Linked DNA regions of Mus musculus: region 1 is linked to region 2. Evidence: chromatin contacts called from ENCODE Hi-C or POLR2A ChIA-PET data. All regions are on one chromosome and are shown on one strand. Each heading gives the region's core, a stretch centred on a gene start or an enhancer-like site at or near the end of the contact. The rest is flanking DNA. Distances are from core to core; before and after follow the strand shown.

Region 1 (5,984 bases), core at 2,500-4,999, 81 kb after region 2:
AAAGCAAAGAACTTTTTTTTTTTTTTTTTTTTTTTTTTTTAAGGAGCTGCTATGAGTCCTGTTTTCTATCCCTGGCCTTCCACCAACCTAGTCCTTTCCCTCACTGTTAATAGTTTCCTGTGTATTCCTTTGGAATTCCTTATTTTTTTCTCTCTTTTCATTTATCTTGTGACACTTGAATATTATATACCCTTAAAAAAACGTAGTTTATCGTGGAGTTATTTTCTTGTCAGTACACAGTGAGCTTCATCATGATTTTGACATTTTATAGACATACCATAATTTAACCACTGGTTGGGGATTTTTACTTGGTAAAGTCCCGAGTGATTTTTATGTTTGGATGGTCTTTGAACCTGATATAGGAATTTTTCTTTGTCATTTTAAGCATTTTATGGTCTTGAAATCAATCCTTACAAATCTCTTTGGGATAGATAGAAGAAATAATATATTTAGGATTTTGCTGACTGTGGTGTGCAAGGCTTCATGACATCTCTACTGTGTTCCTCTCAGAGGCTCCACTGGTGTATAATAATACAGGGTCTGAGGAACACAGCCGCTCAGCCTGCTTGGTAGGGCTGGTAAACGTCTGCACTGCTGCACCCGCGACGATTAGTAATTGACTTCCTTAAAATTGATAGAGCGTGCACAAAGGATCTCCACACAGATGAAGCTTTGAGAAACAAAACCAGTATAGAAAGGAGATATGCAAATGTTCTTTTTATAGATTAAAACTTTTAATCTTAAAAAGACCTAACTGAAATAGGTGTATGCAGAAGTTGACTTCCTTAATGAAATTGAAGGTGCTTATGTAGATGAATGTGGCGCCCTCCGTCCCCACCAGGGTTTCTCTGTATAGCCCTGGCTGACCTTGAACTCAGATCCACCTGCCTCTGGGACTAAAGGACTAGAGTTCGCAGCTATGTCCAGCGAATGTGGCAAAGAGTAGTTAGTTAGCACAGCCTTAACCTTACTTGATCTGTTCAGTATTCAAACGAAATGGAAGTTGCTCTAGTTTCCATGTAACTTAAAGCTTGAGACAGGTGAGTTTGCTGAGTCTCTCATGAGTGCTTAAGTGTGCACTTAGGTTACTGTGCCACAGCAGTAGTCCTGTGTGTGTGCTCTGGCATAACAGGTCTCCTCCCTTCCGCTCTGGTCCCCCGACCCCTTTTGCTGAGGATGTAGCCCAGGGCCTCCGCACACGAGGCAGGCACTCTGCCACTGAGGTGCATCTCTAGCTAGCCGTCTTTTTCTTCTGTGTCTGTGAATATTTATCCTTTTTGGTTTTGAGACTAGGGATATGCCAGTCTGGCCTGAAACTCGTTGCCCCGTTTGACTCCAGACTCACAGTCTTCTGCTGGAGCTTCCCAAAGGCTATGTTAATATGGTTCTTTCTAATACATGGGAAATGTTGAGTCCAGGGCAGCTGTGTCTTGTCTAGGTCAGATACCTTCTCCAAAACGCTTTACAGCATTTGTTAGTTTCTGTAAACAAATTCTCATGGCCAAGCAGGTTGACGAGGGGAAGAGTTTAATTTTAAATGCATTCTATTGTGCCTGCTCCCCTTTCCTCCATAATGTGGACTACTTAATAAGAACCGTCAAGAAGTATTTGTTCTCAGACCTTCATGGGGTCTGACTCATGGTGAGCAGGTGAAACAGATCTTGGAAAAAGGAATGAAAAGACTTGAGCCATACCCCATGTTTGGTAGATTCTTCTCATTTTTTACTTAGAGCAGGGGCAGCTTGTTGTTCACGTGGGTAAGGTGTTACGTGGTGGTAAGCGGGTGTCTTTACAGTGTTGTTTTTCCCTCCTCTTAGGTCCTTTCCCATAACCTGTGCACGGTGCTGAAGGTTCCACATGACCCGGTTGCCCTTGAGGAGCACTTTAGGGATGACGATGAGGGGCCTGTCTCCAATCAGGGCTACATGCCATATTTAAACAAGTTCATTTTGGAAAAGGTATGCTGCTAACCCTTTTACCCACAGCTTTTTTTTTTTTTTTTTTTGGTTTTGTGCATCAAGTGGGGCCAGGGCAGCCCTTGTTGGTGTGTTGGTGAGCACATTAAGAAGCCAGGTATGAAGCCAGACACGGTGGTGTATGACTTTAGTGCCAGAACTCTGGGAGGCGGAGAGAGGTAGGTAGATCTCTGGATTTCAGAACAGCCAGGGCAACACAGGGAAACCCTATCTTGAAAAACAAAAACAAACAAACAAACAAACAAGAAGCTGGGCGCTGAGGCCTCAGGAGATAGGGAGAGAGGAGGCTGAGGCTTCTGCTCTGCCTTCTCTTTCTGTCTGATTCCTCCAGCTTGGTTCCTTTTTTTGAAATTAAAAATGTGCCTGTGTTACTCTGTGTCTGTCTTCTCTCAGGATGCTTTACCTATCCTAGAAAGTAGGGTTCCTCAGTGTGGACAGTGGTTGTTAGAGAGTGAGTGTGCTGGAGTCAAACAGGATAGTAAAGGGATAATTATTGTTACTGGGTCGATATCACCCAGCAAACTGCATGGTGGACTTATCCTAAGGTGAGCACTAGCTCCTGTCCTGTTACTGTGTGCAAATGCCTGACAAGAAGCAACTTAAGGGGGGAGATACTTTGGCTCCTGGTTTATTGTGGTATGGTTCATCATGACTTACAGCTTAGCAGTAGGAGGGGCTCGCAGCTGTGGCAGCAGAGGTGTATGAAGCTGCTCGCTTGCATCTGTGCAGACCAGGAAGCAGATTAGAGGGAAGGATGACTGCTAGAGCTCAGCTCATTTTCTCTCTTTTCCCCTTTTTGCTAAGCCTAATTCTAAAGCCAGTGGAATGGTGCCACCCGCATCTGGATGGGCTATTTCTTCTAAGTTAATCCTCTCTGGGAGTGGTGTAACAGACACACCCTAAAGCAGTGGTTTTTCAACCCTTGGGTCTTGATCCCTTTGAGGTCCCATAACAGGTATCCTGTATCTTAAATATTTACATCACGGTTCATAAGAGTAGCAAAATTACAGTTATAAAGTAGCAACAAGAGAATTTCATGGTGTGTGTGTGTGTGGGTCACTGTAGTGTGTGGAACTAACTGTATTAAAGGGATGCAGCATCAGGTTGAGGTTGCATACCCTAAGGTACGTTTGAACCAACCCTCTATACCTTATGGGTTTTTTTGTTTTTTGTTTTTTTGAGACAAAGTCCCTCTACATTGCCCTGTCTGTCCTAGAACTTGCTACATAGACCAGGCTGGTCCAAGACTCACAGTGACCTGCCTCTGCCTCTTAGAGTGCTGGCATTAAGGGTATGCATGACCATGCCCAAGCATAATCTTAAAAATTATAGCTAGCACCTGGGAGTAGCTGTAAATGTCTATAATTCTCTCATTTGTGAGGTAAATATATGAGGATTAGGAATTCAAGGGCACCCTCAGCTAACAGAGTAATTTCAAGGCCAGCCTGGGCTACATAAGACCCTATTTCTAAAATAAAAATAAACAGAACTTGTAGGCAGTAAGGAGAATTATTTGTGTTATTAATGTTATGAGACATACCACGGAATTCTCAGAAGTCTGGAAATTGCTTTGTTTTCCAGCACCAGGATTAGCGTGGGCTGAGTCAGTGGCCGGGGCATGGTCTGCCGGCCTCATATTCTGGAATTCTGTGCTCTGATACAGGACTGTGTCCCCTTGCTGGAGTATATTTTTAGATTTGCGTTTTAAGACACTCTCATAGTCTGATACTTCGAAGTCCTAGAACTGGGGAGGAAACATTCCCCAGCAGACAACAGAATTGGAGCAGAGCCTTGTCACGCGGCCAGTGAGGCTGTGATAGGACAGTGTGCCTGGCCACCTGGAGCGGAAGCTGACCCCATCCAAGGAAAGCCGCAGGGTTTCCATGTAGTAGGCTCAGATCAGCAAAGATCAGCATCTTGTCTTGAAGTTTGTGTTGGGGAGGAAAAAACCCAGTAGTGTGAGGAGTGGTAAGAGGAGCAGGATTGCTGTTCCTTATGCATGGGAGTAGGAGCTGTTCCGGTTCATACAGCTTGGCGGATCCCATGGTGAGCCTGACTAAGTAGCTTAGTCAATAAAGGGCAAATAGATTAGATCAACTTTTAAAGTTACGTTTTTATGTGTTTATTGTCTGTATGAAGAGGAAGAGGGTACGTGTGCTTGTGGAGGTTAGAGGTCAACGTGTAGACGTGCTCTTCTTCCACTGTGGGCTCTGGTGATTGAGCTCAGTTTTCGGGCTTGGTGGCAAGCACCTTTATTCACCGAGCCCGTTTGCTGGCCTGTAAGCAGAATTTGAACTTAAACCATTTAACTTCTCCCAGTTTTTTTTTTTAAACTGTCTTCTTAAAGACTAAATCCTCTTTTTCAGAACTATTATTATTACTACTCTTATTATTATTTTCTACATAAGGGATGTGATGGTTGAAAGTAGGGTTGGAGTTACTTTGAAACCTAATAATCTCAGACCATCTCGGCTCCCACCCAGTTGTCTCAGGTGCTTTAAGATCTCTTTAGTGTTTCTTTGTGTCCACTGGTTGCTTTCCCTACACCGGCTGCTGTTGCCTGGGAGTTTTACTCTGGGTAGTCTGGGCCCTGAAATGCATTACATTGAAACCTGCTTTCTGAAAAGTAGCTTTCGTATTTGGCATCTGGATTTACTGCCATATACACATTCCTGATGTTAGTCACACTGACAGAATTTACTTTCAGTTTTTCTGAGACTTCAGATGGTTAGCCAGTCCATTGTTATTTACCAAATATTTTGCCTGGGTATTAATTTTGTAGATTTTTTTTTGTTGTTGTTGTTAGTTTTAAAGGCCTTCTTTTTCCTTCCTCTTTCCTTCTCACCCTCCTCCTCTTTTTGAAAACATTATACTTGGATTACTTGATGGTAAATAATTGAAGACGTTGGTCAGTTATTATTATTTTTTCTGAGACAAGATTTCTCTGTGTAGCCCTGGAATTTGCTGTGTAGACCAGGTTGGCCTACAATTCACAGAGATCTGCCTGCCTCTGCCTCCTGAGTGCTGGGATTAAAGGCGTGCCCCCGCTGCCTGGCTCGGATATTACTTTTTAAAAACTATGTCTCATTAGTTACACAGAGTTCTGCCTTAGCATGTTTTGAGACAGTCTCGTTCTCCCATGAGATCCATGGCTCATTAGGCTTGCTGGCCCTCACTGTTGCCAACTCTTCTCCTTGAGTATTAAAGGCTCATCTGGGCTGTCCGACTAAAACCAGTAAACCAGTGGCCAGCCACGTGCCAAGTTCACGTTGGGGATGTCCGTGCTTTCCAGCAGAATCTGCTTTGGTTTGTTGTCAACTGTGCTTTGGGAGCAAAGAGAGAGAGAGACCACAGCGTCTCAGCTCAGTGGTGTTTCCTCTGGGCCTCACAGCTCCCTTCTGCTCTTCTGGCCTCACATTTCTGCAGTTTTCCTTTTTTTATGTTTTCTTGCCATGATTGTTGCTCATGTGGTAGTTACAGTACCTACATAAAACCTGTTCTTTTTCAAAGTTGCTAAAAACTTTTCAAAAGAATTATTTATTTTATGTGCATGAGCATTCTGCCTGCACGCACGCTTGTGCACCACATTCGTGCAGTGCCAGAGGACGCCAGAAGCAGCTCCACCAAACCTGGAGTCACAGATGGGAGGGGACTGGGGTCTCCTCGAGGAGTAGCAAGGGCTCTTAACCAGAGAGTCATCTTGAACCCCATAAACATCTGTTCCTTGGTCTCTTCTGTTAATGGCTAAACTCATCTCTCTAGCGTTCTCATCTGTCCTTAGCCCAGACTGGTCCATGTTCTTTCCCACTGCATCTACCTATGTTGTTCTAAAGTAAGTAGGTTAAAAAAAAGAAACCTTAAAGTTTTAAAATTTTATTTTATATGTATGGGTGTTTTTCCTGTATGTCTGTATGCATACTGTATGTGTCCCTGCAGAGCTGAAGAGGGTCAGATCTTCTGGAACTGGAGTTATAGGTGATTGTGAACCACCAAGTGGGTGCTGGCAGT
Region 2 (5,972 bases), core at 2,513-5,012:
ATGATCCAAAGAAATGATTGACTTGCTGTCAGAAGCACCCCCCACATATAAATGCATGCCCATGTATGTGTGTATGTTCATCCTCGTGTATATGTGTCTGTGTATGTGTTTCAGGAACAGCAAATGGAGAACAGTGCTCATTCAAATGTTTAGACACTCAAATGTTTAAAATTCTTTCTGTCTATTTATTTCTTGTGTGAGAGCTATGGAGTGGAGTAGGATGTGTGTGTGTCCCATGGAATGTGTATGGGGTCAGAGGTCAGCCTGCTGGAATCACTCTCTCATCTCACCACATGGGTCATGGGAATTGGATTTAGGTGGTCAGGCATGGTAGCAGATACCTTTATCTGAGCTGTCCAGCTTAGACTTTCAAACTTGAGAGGGGGGGGTTGGGCATCTCCCTAGAAATCAAGTGTATAGATGGATCTGAATGTGGAGCTCAGGATAGAAGTTGGTTCAGGATTTTATTTGAAGATTGGTAGAGTATCAGTGGCATTTAAATCCACAAACCCAGAGGCTGGAGAGACAGCGGCTCAGCAGCTTGAAGCATCTGCTGCTCTTGCAGAGGACCTGGGCTCTGTTCCTAGCACCTACGCTGGGCAGCTCAGAACTGCTCGGAATTCCAGCTCCATGATATATGGCACCCTCTTCTGGCTGCTTTAGTGGCCTTTTTTTTTTTTTTTTTTTCAATTTATTTATTTAATACATGTGAGTACACTATAGCTGTCTTCAGACACTCCAGAAGAGGGAGTCAGACCTCATTACAGATGGTTGTGAGCCACCATGTGGTTGCTGGGATTTGAACTCAGGACCTTTGGAAGAGCAGTCAGTGCTCTTAACGGCTGAGCCATCTCTCCAGCCCCTTTAGTGGCCTTTTTAAAAAAAAAGATTTATTTATTGTGTACAGTGTTCTGCCTGCACAACAGAAGAGGGCACCAGATCTCATTACAAATGGTTTTGAGCCACCATGTGGTTGCTGGGATTTGAACTCAGGACCTCTGGAAGAGCAGTCAGTGCTCTCAACCTCTTGAGCCATCTCTCCAGCCCCACTCAATGCTTTATGACTCTTGCTTTAATGACTCTATGAACTATGATAGTATTTTAATTCATATCTAGAAAACATTTGAGCATATTAAATATGAAATCTTTTTATTGAGACAAGACCAGACTGGCCTTGAATTCAGAGATCCTCCTGCCTCTGCCTTCCAAGTGCTGAGATTAAAGGTGTGTAGGTGTGTGCTACCACTGCCTGGGTTAAGGATAAAATCTTTGTTTGTATTTATTTTTATTTAAAGTACACTGTAGCTGTCTTCAGACACACCAAAAGAGGGCATCAGGTCTCATTACGGGTATTTGTGAGCCACCATGTGGTTTCTGGGAATTGAACTCAGGACCTCTGGAAGAGCAGTCAGTTCTGTTAACCGCTGAGCCATTTCTCCAGCCCCTCCCCCCTTTTAAGATTTATTTATTTTTTATTTAAAGTACACTGTAGAAGGATGAAATGTTTTTTTGTTTGTTTGTTTTTTTGTTTTTGTTTGTTTGTTTGTTTTTTTGAGACAGGGTTTCTCTTTATAGCTCTGGCTGTCCTGGAGCTCACTTTGTAGACCAGGCTGGCCTCGAACTCAGAAATCCGCCTGCCTCTGCCTCCCGAGTGCTGGGATTAAAGGCGTGCACCACCACGCCCGGCTCCTGAAGGATGAAATCTTAATACTTAGTGTCTGACTCTAGCTTTGGAAGAGAGTTGGGTGAAGTGACACTTTTACAAAGTCACCTCCTTCTGAGGTTGTTTATATTAAATTTATTAAGGTAAAATTAGATATTTGACTATATCAGTTTAGCCTAATGAATTTATGATTGTTTTTCAAAGTACTATTGTATGCTCAGTTCACACAGAATCCGTGGGTGCTCTGCTGGGCGCGCACTCTCGCCTCAGGGCTATTTTAATATTTTCTGTTCCTTTCTGTTTCCTCCCTCAGGTTGAAGTAGACCTGTTGCTCATTTCCTTTGTCTCTTAGTTCAGATCTCATCTTATCGATTACCCCCTACCCTGCCTAACCAGATGCTAGTAGCATGTCTCATCTAGCACTGTTCTGAGCTTTCTCTCAGCCTTCTCTTATGGATCAAATCGCATGAGTTCTAGGCCAGTCTGGTCTCCACAGCAAGTTCCAGGCCAGCTAGGGCTACATAGTGAAACCCTGTTTCAAATAAAGAAAGTGTCCACAGACCTGCAATCTCTCAACTGAAGTTTTCTCTTCTCAGGTGACTCTGGTCAGCTGGAGGGCAGCAGGTTTTTGTTTGTTTGCTTTGCTTTTCCACTTTGTTTTGTTTATTTGTTGTGCTGCAGACCTACACCAGACTCTTAAGCATTATAACCCATCCCCCCAGGCAATTTCCTGTGTAGCTAGGGATGGCTGACTGGGAACACACTGTAGTTGTAGCTGTGCCTGATCTTAAACCCCTGATCTTCCTGCTGCCACTTTTCAATTAAGCTAAGTAGTTAAGAACACTCAGTTAACAACTGTTTGCAACTCCAGTTCCAGGGAATCCAGTGCCCTATTCTGGCCTATATAGCTCAAGAGTCTGTTTTTAAAATTATCATATCGTTAGGGGCTAGAGAGCTGATTCAGTTGCTAAGAGCACTGGCGGCTCAGTTTTCCCTATGACCCAGGTTCAATTCCCAGGGCTCACTTGGTAACGCACAACCATCTGTAACTCTGGTCTCAGAGGACTCTAACGCCCTCTCCTGCCTTTGGTGGGCACTGCATGCACATGGTGTACACATATACACATAAATAAAAATACAGGAGGGGAGAAAAAGTGGCAGTTTTGAACTCCTAATTACCTGCCCTACCTCTCAGATGGGCGGTGCTACCCACCCATCTTATTAGATTTGTTAGCGTTTTTTTTTTTCTTTTTTGTTTTTGTTTGTTGTTTGTTTTCTTTTGAGACAGAGTCTTGTTGTGCAGTTCAGGCTAGCCTCAAACTCACATTCTCTGATTTTGAGGTGCTAGATTACAGGCTATCACCAATATATCTGTTTTATGTAGGAGGCTGGCGGGGGGGGGGTTGTTTGGTTGTGAGTTTTTTTTTGTTTGTTTGTTTTGTTTTACACAGGGTTTCTCTGTGTAGTCCTGGCTGTCCTGGAACTTACTCTGTAGAACAGGGTGGCCTCGAACTCAGAAAGGTGACTGACTCCCAAGTGCTGACTGTAAGGGCACGTGCTACTACCACCCAGTTCTGGTTTGTTTTTCTGTATAAAGTTTTATTCATTTGAGATACTCTCAGCTTGAATTTTGTTGGAGACAGTTTTTCTCAGGCTATTATTATTACTTTTTAAAACTCTGTTTAGTGTTCATGGTTTTGAATTCCCTTGTAATATTTTGTTATTTAAAGCTGGAGAATTCCAATATTTATCCACAGATAAAACGTTTACTCTAATTGATATTGCGTGTCTTTGTCTTTAAAACATTTACCATTTTAATCCCTGAAAGTTCATTTGATGTCTGACTTGGAACTTAACATTTTTTACACCTCGAAGTTTTCATTCACTTCCTAGAGCAGCGCTCCTGCCGAAGCTGCTTACCTTACTGAGGTATTTGGAAATGTTACTTCATATCGACCTGATCAAGTTTCTCCACGTTTGCTCTGTCTCATGCCCTTACTGCCGTATTTGGAAATGTTACTTCATATCGGCCTGATCAAGTTTCTCTACGTTTGCTGTCTCATGCTTTTCAGTTGAACTCAGCTTCTATTTTTAACTTCAATTGAGCGGGGTTAAAAGGAACGTCTCGCCCCCTGCTGGCGCCCGTGGTCCCGGGAAGACCGGACAAAAGCCACCACGTGGCTCACATCCTGGGCTCAGTTTTCTTAGGAACCCAGAGCCCCATGCTTGCTAGGCAAGGGCCCCAACCCTGATCAACGCTTTAGCAGGCGTCCTTTTGCTCAAGTCTAGAGCGTCACTGGTGCCAACTCTCCAACACAGGGAGGAATTGGCTTTGCTTAATTTTGCTGCAGAGTGGGCTGGCCCTGCTAAATCCAGGGTACCGGGCACTTAACACTGTGAGGTCGCTGTGCGGAGCTAGACTCTGGGCGCTCCCGTTTTTTCCTCACCACCCAGGTGTCCATTTTCTCTTTGCCGCGACGTGCCTGCATCCTTTTCTGCCTTGGAATTATAATCGAAACACTCGGTTCAGTCGTGAGAAACATGTTTCATATATGCAACGGGTGCTCCGATGTTTCTACGACTAGCCTTAGGAGCCTAGAGTACGGTTTGGTGGTCAAAGTCATGATGAGAAGCAGAGGGTCTGAGGGGTCGGAGGGAAGGCACGATGAACAATATTAGAGAGCATTACTGGAGTTACCGAGGCTAGGCAGTCCGCTGGGTTATGCACTACACCCAAGAAGTCTGCGCCGCCCCGTGGTGCCAGTGCGCAGCCGCAGTCCCGTAGCGGGACCGAGCGTTCCCAGCAGAGGGCACTCACAGACAGGACATTCCGCAAGCTCTTCCTGGGTGACCCAGGGACTGCACCTGTGGCCTGGGTTTCCCTTGATCATGCCCTGACAACCCGCGTCTGGGAAATTCAGTCAGAATCAATCCAAGACCACAATTTAGAGACAGGTAAGCTTGACGGTGGTTGCAGCGTTTGGTGAAACAAAACGTCAAGACCAGCCTCTGCTACATAGAGAATCTGAGGCTATCCTGAGTTACAGTGAATCCTGTTTCAGAACAAATCCCTCAAAGTCCCATTGTCTCTCTGGCCTTGAAGCTCTTGAGCCCCGGATCTAGGATACTGCTTGTTGGACTAAAGGACTCACTAATCACCTTTCCCAACCCTGCCCAGGTATACCACCTCTAGTAAACAGACTTAACTAGTCTTTGAAGGCAGTAGTTCTTTTCAATGAATTCCTATTTATTTATTTTCTTATTTATCACCGTCTGTAAACAGGCTTTGAAGGCAGCATGTGTTATAAGATGTGTTTATTCAAGCCTACCAGGGGTCCTTAACCTGGGGGTTGACTCAAGTAGAACATTTTAGGATCCAGGGTTATTCATGAAACTGGGTGAGCTGTTTCAACTTTTAGGCAGACGTGCAGTGTTTTTGGAAGGAAGTCCAGTAGTTTTTCTGATTACCAAAGAGTTCTTAAGTTTAGTTTGTGGGTCCAGGGCTCGGAACAAATGGCTCAGTGATTAAAGCACTTACTGTTCTTCCGGAGGACCCAGGTTCAATTCCCAGCACTCGCTTCACAACTGCCTGTAAGTCCAACTCCATAGGATTCAATGCTCTCTTCTAGCCTTAGTGTAGACACACATACGTTAAAAATAAAAATAAGTCTTAAAAAACAGAAATGCAGGCTGCACATAGCCCTTCCTTCAATCACAGCTATGGAGGCAGAGGCCAGCAGATGGGTCCCTGTGAGTTCCAGGCCAGCCAGGGCTACATAATAAGACTCTCAAGGAAAAAAAAAAAAATCTCAAATCAATGTTGGGCTAGGAATGTATGACCATAACACATAACCCAGGTGTAGTGGCTCATGTCTATAGTGGAGAGATAGATACAGGAGGATCCAAAATTCAAGGTCTTCTTTGGTTATACAGTTACTTTGAGACCTTGCTTCTTACATATAAATAGTAAATGAAAGGAAATAAAATCAATGTTATAAATTCAGGACTCTGCAGAAAAGGACCCCCTGCCCTGAGACCTGGAGTGTTGCCTGGCCTCTACAGGAGGAGTCATGCAAAGTCACTAGGCCTGGGTTTCTCTCTCTCTTTACAGAAGGCCCCCATCTCCACCCAGAAAACTCCAGAGGCACGGTTGTTTCCTTTTAAAGCCATGTTAGGCCCAAGTAGATGCACTTCTGCATTTTTAGCATTTAAATAGAAATGGCTCTCTGGTGGGTTTTCCCCTGCGTTAGTCATGCAAATGCTCTATGCCTCACTTACCACTCAGTTTCGGTGCCGGGATGGTTCTTTT

The links. A loop is a pair of places that touch in the nucleus more often than their neighbours do. ChIA-PET counts read pairs that join two places held with the same protein, here RNA polymerase II (POLR2A).
Region 1: POLR2A ChIA-PET joins it to region 2 with 11 read pairs in embryonic stem cell. The contact joins two enhancer-like sites. A Hi-C loop is called at or near these places in 2 of 37 maps with a recorded cell type or tissue (T-helper 17 cell and mouse trophoblast stem cell). POLR2A ChIA-PET finds 5 or more read pairs at or near these places in 3 of 5 experiments (Patski and embryonic stem cell).

Annotation. Positions count from the first base shown.
Region 1 is chr7:110,241,567-110,247,550 of GRCm38, forward strand. Swap70 (SWA-70 protein) reads left to right here. Exons shown (of 12, transcript NM_009302.3): 2 at 1,818-1,958. Among named protein-coding and RNA genes, the nearest start is that of Swap70, 23 kb to the left of the region's middle. Within about 2 kb of position 3,750, at least 1 of the 3 ENCODE cell types and tissues checked has a DNase peak (open chromatin) inside an H3K27ac peak, as active enhancers do.
Region 2 is chr7:110,160,514-110,166,485 of GRCm38, forward strand. No RefSeq gene overlaps it. Among named protein-coding and RNA genes, the nearest start is that of Wee1, 41 kb to the left of the region's middle. RefSeq lists an enhancer at 2,296-5,808. Within about 2 kb of position 3,763, at least 1 of the 3 ENCODE cell types and tissues checked has a DNase peak (open chromatin) inside an H3K27ac peak, as active enhancers do.